Regions from separate parts of the Homo sapiens genome. Here region 1 is linked to region 2. A link is an interaction called in ENCODE POLR2A ChIA-PET data of the cell type or tissue named here. Cell type or tissue: GM12878. All regions are shown on one strand. Each heading gives the region's core, and the rest is flanking DNA. Links, peaks and the distances in the headings are about the cores only.

Region 1 (5,377 bases), core at 298-5,297, 59 kb after region 2:
CGTGCTGGGATTACAGGTGTGAGCCACCGCACCTGGCCTTGTGATAATGTATTATATACTGTGTTCTTACAATCAAGTAAGCTATAGAAAAGACAGTGCCCTTAAGAAGATGATAAGGAAGAGAAAGTACATTTACAGTACCATACTGGACTTATTGGTACCAAAAGTTTAGGTTGTATGTGTATGAGATGAATTGTCTGTCTGAAATGGCGGGCAACTGCAGCCGCAGACCTGAAGTCAGTTGGTACGTTTCAAGGAATTCAACTTTTTCTTGTAATGTCATGACTTTGCTTCTTGGGAGCACTTCCAGCATCAGTGGCATTCCCTGTGGGTCCTACGTTTTACTCAGTGTTTATGGTGTTGCACTAAACACGATGAAAAATATGTGAGAACAAGGAGAGATCACTTTTTACTGTGACAGATAATTTACTGGAGAGGTGAACTGCTCATGCAGAGATGATTATTGTCACATAGAGTTTTAAGATATTCAAACACTTGAGCTCACCACATTAGCAACAAAAGGTGGCTCCAGAGTTATTACAGTAGTACAGTATGTACTGCAGTTAATCTTACGCAGTTAAGACTTAATACTACATCTTTCTTTGTTTACAGTGGCACCGTGTATGGTCTGTGTTTGTGTGCCTAAGTTTTGTGATTAAATTTTAACTTTGAAATAGAATTGCATATATTTATGATAGTAAATAATATCTACATATATTTTAGCATTCATGACATACATAACTTTTTTCTAATTTTTTTGGTATTTCTAGGCTATGCGGTTCATCTGCAAGTTTTTTCAAATTGTCACAAATCTGCTGGGCATGTTGCTGTGCACCTGTAATCCTAGCCACTTGGTAGGCCAAGGCAGGAGGATTGCTTGAACCCAGGCATTTGAGGCTGTACTGTGCTATGTTCACACCTGGGAATAGTCACTGCACCTCTAGCCTGGACGATATATCCTTATATAGCAAGACCCTATCTCTTAAAAAAAAAATCATTTGGCCGGCTACTGTGGCTCATGGCTGTAATCCTAGCACTTTGGGAGGTTGAGGTGGGTGGATCACTTGAGCCCGAGAGTTCGAGATCAGCCTGGGCAACATAGTAAGACCCCTGTATCTACAAGAAATAGAAGAAAAATTAGCTGAATACCCTGTAGTCCCAGCTACTCAGGAGGCTGATGCAGGAAGATTGCTTGAGCCCAGGAAGTTGGTGGCTGCAGTGAGCTGTGGTTGCGCCACTGCACTCTAGTCTGGGTGACAGAGATCTCATCTCAAAAAGGAAAAAAAAAAAATCAAGTAAAATAAAACGTAGAACTGAAAGAAAAAACAAACCTGGCTGGGCATAGTGGCTCATGCCTGTCATCCCAGCACTTTGGGAGGCTGAGGCAGGCGGATCACTTGAGGTCAGGAGTTTGACACCAGCCTGTCCAACATGGTGAAACCCCATCTCTACTAAAAATACAAAAAAAAATTAGCCAGGTCTGATGGTGCATGCCTTTAATCCTAGCTACTCGGGATGCTTAGGTGGGAGTATTGCTTGAACCTCAGGGGCAGAGGTTGCAGTGAGCCGAAATCGCGCCACTGCGCACTCTAGCCTGGGCGACAGAGTGAGACTCCTTTTAAAAAAAAAAAAACATGCAAACCTCCAAAAATTTTTTCAGTACATTTATTGACAAGAAAAAATCTACATCAAGCTTGTCCTGTCTGTGGCCTATGGGCTGCATGTGGTCCAGGGTAGCTTTGAATGCAGCCCAACAGAAATTTGTTAACTTTCTTAAAACATGAGATTTTTTTTCACAATTTTTTTAAAGCTCATTAGCTATCGTTAGTGTATTTTATGTGTGGCCCAAGGCAATTCTTTTTCTTCCAACGTGGCCCAGGGAAGCCAAAAAATTGGACACCTCTGATCTACATAAAAAGTGGCAGTTCAGATGTGTTATTCAAGGGACAACTGTAAATACAGAAAGGCATATCCCATGGTGATCCATTGCTGTGGGGGAAAGAGGAAGGAGGGAGTGTGAGAAGGACGCTTTAAATAAAGTGATCTGGGAAGGCATCAGCATAGATAAATAGTAGTTGTAAAAAATTATCTACCTAGTAGGGACTAGGTGCAGTGGCTCACACCTGTGATTCCACACTTTAGGAGCCTGGGAGTTTGAGACCAGCCTGGGCAACATGGCGAGACCTTGTTTCTATGGAAAAAAAAAAAACACAGTAGGAAACACGTTATTGATTTGAACTTTTTCAATTAGGAGTTTTTCAGAATGAGCACTGGGTGTTTGAAGTATTTGTAATACAATTATATCTGGTTCTCATGCTGTTAACAGCTAGTCATTGAGATCACTATTTGGCGCCATGCATAGCAACATGGAATTAAGGGATGGAAAAACAGCCAGGACGTCTCTACTGTGCTGTGTAAAACAGGAGTGGCACTGATTTCTATCCCTCTCTGGGTAAGGATCAGGTAATGGAGGAAAATAAAGGAGAGGAAAGAGAAGGAAACATGATAGATTTTTATTTTGATTAAAACAAAAGTTGGTAACAGCAACTCAGGTTTCTATTAAATAAACAAAAGTTGGGAGATACTCCAAAATAACTGTTAGTAATAGCTTTAAGTTCTGACAGGCTGTGCCGACCGGAATATGATACCTAAGTTTTAAGTGCATTGAAATAGTGATTCATGTTTCCTTTTGCCTGTCTTATACCCAGCTCTTACAACTACACTTGTGTCTTAAGTATAGTGCTGATGTGGTAATAGGATATTTCTATTCAGCCTTATGCCTTTACTGTGTGTACATTCTGTCCATTTAAAAGGCTGAATTGTAAATCTTAATTTTAAAAAATTAAATGTAGTCAGTTGTCATTAATAGCCTCATGTTTCTTTTTTTTTTTTGAGACGGAGTCTCACTCTTGTTGCCCAGGCTGGAGTACAATGGTGCAATCTCGGCTCAGTGCAATCTCTGACTCCTGGGTTTATCAAGCGATTCTCCTGCTCCAGCCTTCCAAGTAGTTGGGATTACAGGCGTGCGCCACCACACCCAGCTAATTTTGTATTTTTAGTAGAGATGGGGTTTCACCATGTTGGTCAGGCTGGTCTTGAACTCCTGACCTCAAGCGATCCACCCTCCTCAGCCTTCCAAAGTGCTGGGATTATAGGCGTGAGCCACTACGACCTGACCAGCCTCATGGTTTTAATTTTCAGTTTTGTTGGCTGGAAAATGATCTTGGATGTAATATTAAATCTATCAAAACATTAAGCTGTCAATAGAAACATTTGAGAGTTTGTTTTTAAAACTGTAGTTGTATTTTAAAAATAGCTGTACAGCTTAGGAATGGGGGGAGAAGGGAGATAAAATCAGAAAATTTTCTTTTTTGTTGGCTATTTGTCTATCATCTATGATTAGTTGAAATACAGCCTAGTAATAAAAGCTGAGGATTTATAAAGTGGTAATTTGTAGCTTCTTCATCTGTTTTTTAGTGTAAAATGCAGCGAATTGGTTGCTTATGTAGGACTTCAGTAAAATAAGTGACTAGCAGCAGTAGCAGCAGCATCGAAATTTTATCGAGGTCAATTTGTTCTTGTTATCTTAAGCTGTTATCATTAAGTGCCCGGTTGTATCTTAGCATACAGAGGCGGAAAAGCAAGAGCATTCAGAATTTAGGCAATTGGCTGAGTGTAGATCAGAGTTGTCAAAGGGAGACTCTTCAGATGGGTGGCTTCATGGATACTTGTTCAGAGTCACATTTACCTTGTACCTAGTAAGAAACATAATTTGACATTTTTCATTCAGTTAAGTAGTAGTTTTAATTACTTGTAATTGTATGGTAGAATTGAAGACTTTATAAGTAACCTGTTATAATCGTGTCAGTTTAAGGTGTTGTGAAACTGGAAGCCATGCTGTCCAAACTCCCATATCTTAAATTGCATCCTGCATTTTAGGCGCGGTGGCTCATGCCTGTAATCTCAGCACTTTGGGAGGCCGTGGTGGGCGGATCACCTGAGGTCAGGAGTTTGAGACCAGCCTAACATGGTGAAACCTTGTTTCTACCAAAAGTACAAAAATTAGCTGGGCGTAATGGCGGTTGCCTATAATCCCAGCTACTCGGGAGGCTGAGACAGGAGAATCGCTTGAACACGGGAGGCAGAGGTTGCAGTGAGCTGAGATTGCGTCATTGCACTCCAGTCTAGGCGACAGAGCAAGACTCTGTCTCAAAAAAAAAAAAAAAAAAAAAAATTGCATCCTGCATTCCGCAGTTGATAACAAGGCATGTTTAAACTTTGCTCTCATACTTCGTTCTCCTCAATGTCTGATTGTGAGTGTGCTTTTTGAAAAATTCTTTTTTATTTAGGCCTAATGGGATTGTTTGAAAAACGTCGCTTCAGGAAATTCCTAGTGTATGTTGCCAACTTCGATGAAAAAGATCCAAGAACTTTTGAAGGCATTGATCCTAAGAAGACCACAATGCGAGATGTGTATAAGAAATTTGATTTGGGTCAAGACGTTATAGATTTTACTGGTCATGCTCTTGCACTTTACAGAACTGATGAGTAAGTATTTTGGTTTTTAGATTTGTATTTTTCTTGAAATTCTCACTAAATTTCCCAAGTCTTCCAAGTGGAAATTCTAACAAAACAAATACTTAGCCATATTGCACTATGAATGAAGAGGTTCTAGTTGAAATTAGTGTTGGGACCTTTTAAGTGATTTAAATATAAAGGTAGTGGGCCAGGTGTGGTGGCTCACGCCTGTGATCCCAGCACTTTGGGAGGCCAAGTTGGGTGGATCATTTGAGGTCAGGAGTTCAAGACCAGCCTGGCCAACATGGTGAAACCCCCTCTCTACTAAAAATGCAAAAATTAGTTGGGCGGTAGTGGTGCGTCCCTGTAATTCCAGCCACTTGGGAGGCTGAGGCAGAAGAATCACTTGAGCCTGGGAGGTGGAAGTTGTGGGGAGCCGAGATTGCACCACTGCACTCCAGTCTGGGCGACAGAGTGAGACCCTGTCTCAAAAAACAAAAAAACAAAAAAGAAGATAGCGGATTGAAATCGCTTCAAAAAAAATTATAAATTGAACACCATGAATGAAAACTAAAGCCCTTTCCTAATACTCATTTCCTTTCTTCCAGTTACTTAGATCAACCGTGTTATGAAACCATTAATAGAATTAAACTTTACAGTGAATCTTTGGCAAGATATGGCAAAAGCCCATACCTTTATCCACTCTATGGCCTTGGAGAACTGCCCCAAGGATTTGCAAGGTAAGAGCCTGTGTTTAAAACCTCAGTGATCCAAAACCTCATCTTCAACATAATGTGTATATGAGATATAGTTTAAATAATGAGATGAGATCAGTCTATGAGTAATAAGATGCTTTTTA
Region 2 (5,377 bases), core at 143-5,142:
TTCTTAGCTGACCACAGGAAAAAAAATGAGTTAAACTGAATTTGGAGCCCAGATTCTCAATCATTGCTGAAAGAATCAACCTCAAAATCTCAGGAACTTACCAGAGTAAATGTTTATTTCTCGTCTGTGAAATGTCTGACGTGGATGTTCTTGGTTCATGGGTTTTCCCTGAACCAAGATGGTTTTCCGCTGAGCGGTAAACTCAAGGACACAGGCTCCTTCTGCTGTGCAGTGTCACCAGCTTGGACTCCTTGGCTTCCAGTCACACAAACTGAGGAAAGAGACAGCAGGAGCTGTCACACAGCCCTTCTGTGGGCAGGCCTGCCAATGGCCTCAACTCTGGCCATGTTCCATTAGCAACACTAGGTGTGTGACTCCACCCAGATGCTGGGAGGGCCTAGAAATGTCATCTTCCTAGGCCGAGCGTGGTGGCTCACGCCTGTAATCCCAGCACTTTGGGAGGCCGAGGTGGGCAGATCACGAGGTCAGGAGTTCGAGACCAGCCTGATCAACATGGTGAAACTCCGTCTCTACTAAAAATACCAAAATTAGCCGGGCGTGGTGGCATGCACCTGTATTCCCAGCTACTCAGGAGGCTGAGGCAGTAGAATTGCTTGAATCCGGGAGGCGGAGGTTGCAGTGAGCTGAGATCCCGCCATTGCACTCCAGTGTGGGCGACAGAGGGAGACTCTGTCTCAAAAAAAAAAAAAAGAAAGAAGAAAGAAATGTTATTTTCCTGTGTGCCACAGGGCTCTGGGCAGTAAAGGACAGGTTGGTAGAATGGATGGACCACACCAGAGAGCTCTGTGTTTAAATCACAGCGTGGCCTATCATGGTGGCTCAAGCCTATAATCCTATGGGAGGCCTAGTAGGGAGGATCACTTGAGCCCAGGAACTCGAGATCAGCCTGGGCAACACAATGAGACCCTGTCTCTACAAAAAATTTTTAAATTAGGCCAGGTGTGGTGGCTCACACCTGTAATCCCAGCACTTTGGGAGGCTGAGGTGGGGGGATCACCTGAGGTCAGGAGTTCGAGACCAGTCTGGCCAAAATGGTGAAACCCTGTCTCTACTAAAAATACAAAAATTAGCTGGGCATGGTGGTGTGCGCCTGTAATCCCAACTACTCGGGAGGCTGAGGCAGGAGAATTGCTTGAACCTGGGAGGCAGAGGTTGCAGTGAGCCAAGATCACACCATTGCACTCCAGCCTGGGTGACAGAGCAACACCCCGTTTCAAAAAAAAAAAAAAATTTGCCAGGCATGGTGGTGCGTGCTTGTAGTCCCAGCTACTCAGGAGGCTAAGGAGGGAGGATTGCCTGAGCCCAGGAAGTCAAGGCTGCAGTGAGCTGAGATTGTGCCACTGCATTCCAGCCTGGGGCGACAGGAGTGAGAACCTGTATCCAAAAAATAATAATAAATAAATAAATCACAGCCCAGGTGGATTAGCCCCTTACCTTCAATCTTCTTGCTTGTAAAAAGGTCACAATACCTACCTTGCCATGTGGCTGTGAGAGGAAAGCCTGGCACACACAGAAGGTACATGATGACAAGTTGTTACTGTAGTATTATTTTGTTTGTAATCTGTCATTAAAGGTAATTCCGTGGCTTTCTGGGGAGTCCTGGTTTACCCAATAGGAACATGGAGCCATAGTATCAGATTGTTTTATATCTTAGATTTAAGACCTAGGCCGGGCGAGGTGGCTCATGGCTGTAATCCCAGCACTTTGGGAGGCCAAGGTGAGTGGATCACCTGAGGTCAGGAGTTCAAGACTGGCCTGGCCAAAATGGCGAAACCCTGTCCCTACTAAAAATACAAAAATTAGCCAGATGCGGTGGCATGTGCCTATAGTCCCAACTACTCAGGAGTCTGAGGCAGGAGGATTGCTTAAAGGCCAGAAGCGGAGGTTCCAGTGAGCCAAGATTGCGCCACTACACTCCAGCTTGATGACAAAGTGAGACTCCATCTCAAAAAAAAAAAAAAAAAAAAAAGATTTAAGAGCTAAAACCATCCAATGCAGTTGAGGCTCAGCAAAGCTCAGCAACTTGTCTGAGATCACATAGATGAGGGTCCTAAAATACACCTGGCCCCCTGCCCTCTTAGTAAACAGAGCGTCACCTTCTCCAAATGTCCACACTGTTACCTGGACCATTTCCACATAAAGAGATCAGGCTGTGTTTGCAAAGCTTCCTTCAAAGAGTTGGGAAATTTTCTTTCTGTCTCTTAAATATCAGTGACGATTATGCCTAGGCTGGAATTTTAACTTCCCATTCCAGTTTCCTGAATATAGTACAGTGAAAGAAAAGTCTAGAAATTTACTGACCTTTTCTCATTGGCTTGACACCATGCTTGACTTCTCAGTGGGGCTGAATTTCCCCTCCGGGGTCTGACTCACATTTTCCAGCACACAAAGCAACCCGTTCAATAATAACCAGACACTTTTACTGTTCAGATATCAATCTGGACCAAAAGTGGGTTGCTAATGACAATGAACAATCCACCAGCAAGGACCACACTTCCCCCCTGCTTTGTTTTTCAGTTTTCAACTTGGTTTCATTTTGCCATGACAAAAGAACTTGCTGGCCAGACACGGTGGCTCACACCTGTAATCCCAGCACTTTGGGAGGCTGAGGCGAGCAGATCGCTTGAGCCCAGGAGTTCAAGACCAGCCTACACAACATGGCGAAACTCTGTCTGTGCAAAAAATACAAAAATTAGCCAGGCGTGTGGGGCTTGCCTGTAGTTCCATCTACTTGGGAGGCTGAGGTGGGAGGATTGCTTGAGCCCAGGAGGTGGAGGTTGCACTGAGCTGATACTGTGTCACTACACTCTAGCCCAAGTGACAGAGCACGACCCTGTCTAAAAAAAAAAAAAAGAGGCCAGGTGTGGTGGCTCATGCCTGTAATCCCAGCAGTTTGGGAGGCGGAGACAGGTGGATCACCTGAGGTCAGGAGTTCTAGACCAGCCTGGCCAACATGGTGAAACCCTGTCTCTACTAAAAATACAAAAATTAGCCAGGCATGGTGATGGGTGCCTGTAATCCCTGCTACTCAGGAGGCTGAGGCAGGAGAATCACTTGAACCCGGGAGACGGAGGTTGCAGTGAGCTGAGATCGCGCCATTGCACTCCAGTCTGGGCCACAGAGCGAGACTCCATTAAAGAAAAAAAAAAAAAAAAAGAACTAGTCTGGGTGAGGTGGCTCACACCTATAATCCCAACACTTTGGGAGGCCGAGGTGGGCGGATGGCCTGAGCTCAGGAGTTCAAGACCAGCCTGGACAACATGGTGTAACCCCATCTCTATCAAAAATACAAAAATTAGCCTGGCATGGTGGCACACACCTGTAGTCCCGGCTACTCAGAAGGCTGAGATGGGAGAATTGCCTGAACCTGGGAGGCAAACATTGCAGTGAGCCGAGATCACACCAGTGCACTCCAGACTCGGTGACAGAGCGAGACTCTGTCTCAAAAAAAAAAAAAAAAGATCTTACTAAGGAGGCTGAAATGGCAGTGAGCCAGCAGCAGGCCCTGAGCTCACGTGACTATAAATTGGCCATGGCCAGCTCCGCACTGCCTGGGTTAATTTATCTTTACCGTGTTTTTCCAAGTGACAGGAGTGGTCAGGGAGAGAGAAGCAACTGACAGTAACATTAATTCACCCATCAGATGTCCCCAGCTTTGTGACCTATTGCAACAACCTCGGCCAATTTATTTTGTTGGCTTTTCCCATCTGCCAGCATCCAAAAATGAGACAAGCTGAAATAAAAACTCTTCCCAGGCCTTAGGGGTAAATAATAATTTCCTCTTTTCACCCAAAGACGAAGTGGTCCACTTCGCAGGCAAATCATTTTGCAGGCTTTCGGAGATGGCTTTCAACGTGTTTCACCCACAAACATCTGGAACCAGCTCTTCTTTACAAGTTATTTTCAGCAAGCAGCAAAATGCCATTCTGTAGTGTAGGAATTTCCACCAGGCACGTTTCAGGCTGCCTGTGTCGCCGTAGGGCAAATGACTACACAGATTGTCCTCCTGGACAGATTGGCAAGGAAAGATCTTCGATGATATGTTATATAACAAATGAAATGCCTATTCCTATAGTAAGGCTCAAAAAAACCTTTGATCAAAATTAGACCAGGTGTATGATTTTTCTTTTTTGGGACAGTGTCTCACTCTGTTGACCAGGCTGGAGTTCAGTGGTGCAATTACAGCTCACTGCATCCTCGACTTCTGGGGCTCAAGCAATACACCTGCTTCAGCCTCCTTAGTAGCTGGAACTACAGGTGCATGCCACTGTACGTGGCTAATTTTTTTGATTTTTAGTAGAGACGGGGTTTCCGTGTGTTGCCCAGGACAGTCTTGAACTCCTGAGCTCACTGAATCCTCCCGCCTCAGCCTTCCAAAGTGTGGGGATTACAGGCATGAGCCACTGTGCCTGGTTTCAGGTTTATGATTTGGAGTATGTATTTAGAGCAAATATTGTAAAAGGTGATCCCTCAAGAAAAAAGGAAATCATAGTCTCTTTGTTTGCTTCTGTCTCCAAAGAGGGAAGAGCAAAAGTCCTCAGCGATGTGGCTCCTTTGGACCAAGCTTCGTGGAAGATGAGAAGATCATTAGAAACCACCGACCTGAAAATGGGGGTTTCCTAGGACAATCAAGACTCACATTTGACTTTTTTTTTTTAAGATATGAGAGCTTCTTATTTTATCTCCTCTGAAATTAGTCACTAGTCTTTCTGACTACCAAACACAGCTAAACTGTATGTGCATATATATATATATATATATGGCTTCTGTCCCCCTACACAGAAAGGAGAGAAGAGAGAAGGAGAGAAGGAAATTATTACTTATGCAGGTGAAAGTAGTCAGCTGGGAGATTTCACATTTTCACTTAGCAGAGAGCGGGGAGGAGCTATTTTGATAGTACAGCTTCTCTTTCCATGGTGAAAGATAGATAACTTCTTCAAAGCTAAAACAAAGCTAAATACAGTTCTGGTTTAAAATTTAATATATGTAAGGCTCAACTTTATCACAAGTTCCAAGACTTAGATTTTAAAATAAAACTACCCAAAAAAGATAGCTAAAATAAGTGACTTACAGTTTTTTGTTTTGTTTTGTTTTGTTTGAGACAGAGTCTCCCTCTGTTGCCCAGGCTGGAGTGCAGTGGTGCGATCTTGGCTAACTGCAGCCTCCGCCTCCTGGGTTCAAGCAATTCTCCCGCCTCGGCCTCTTGAGTAGCTGAGACTACAGGCACGCACCGCCATACCCGGCCAATTCTTTTGTATTTTTAGTAGAGAGGGTGTTTCACCATGTTGGCCAGGCTGGTCTTGAACTCCTGTCCTCTGGTGATCCACCCACCTCGGCCTCCCAAATTGCTGGGATT

The links. Peaks named below come from ENCODE experiments on the same cell type or tissue, not always from the same donor. Only the 100,000 strongest peaks of a DNase experiment are listed, where the experiment ranks them.
Region 1: POLR2A ChIA-PET joins it to region 2 with 5 read pairs; 3 of 35 experiments call an interaction of 5 or more read pairs at or near these places.

What each region holds. Positions count from the first base shown.
Region 1 is chr10:5,785,023-5,790,399 of GRCh38, reverse strand. It overlaps GDI2 (GDP dissociation inhibitor 2), which reads left to right. Exons shown (of 11, transcript NM_001494.4): 5 at 4,350-4,548; 6 at 5,127-5,258. Among named protein-coding and RNA genes, the nearest start is that of GDI2, 26 kb to the left of the region's middle. In GM12878, for the core only: no CTCF peak of the experiment used is centred there; no DNase peak of the experiment used is centred there.
Region 2 is chr10:5,843,392-5,848,768 of GRCh38, reverse strand. No RefSeq gene overlaps it. Among named protein-coding and RNA genes, the nearest start is that of TRV-TAC3-1, 7.7 kb to the left of the region's middle. RefSeq lists enhancers at 2,566-2,665, 2,816-2,865, 4,480-4,779. In GM12878, for the core only: no CTCF peak of the experiment used is centred there; a DNase peak (open chromatin) is centred at 2,458; H3K4me3 peaks cover 1,653 bases; H3K27ac peaks cover 2,837 bases.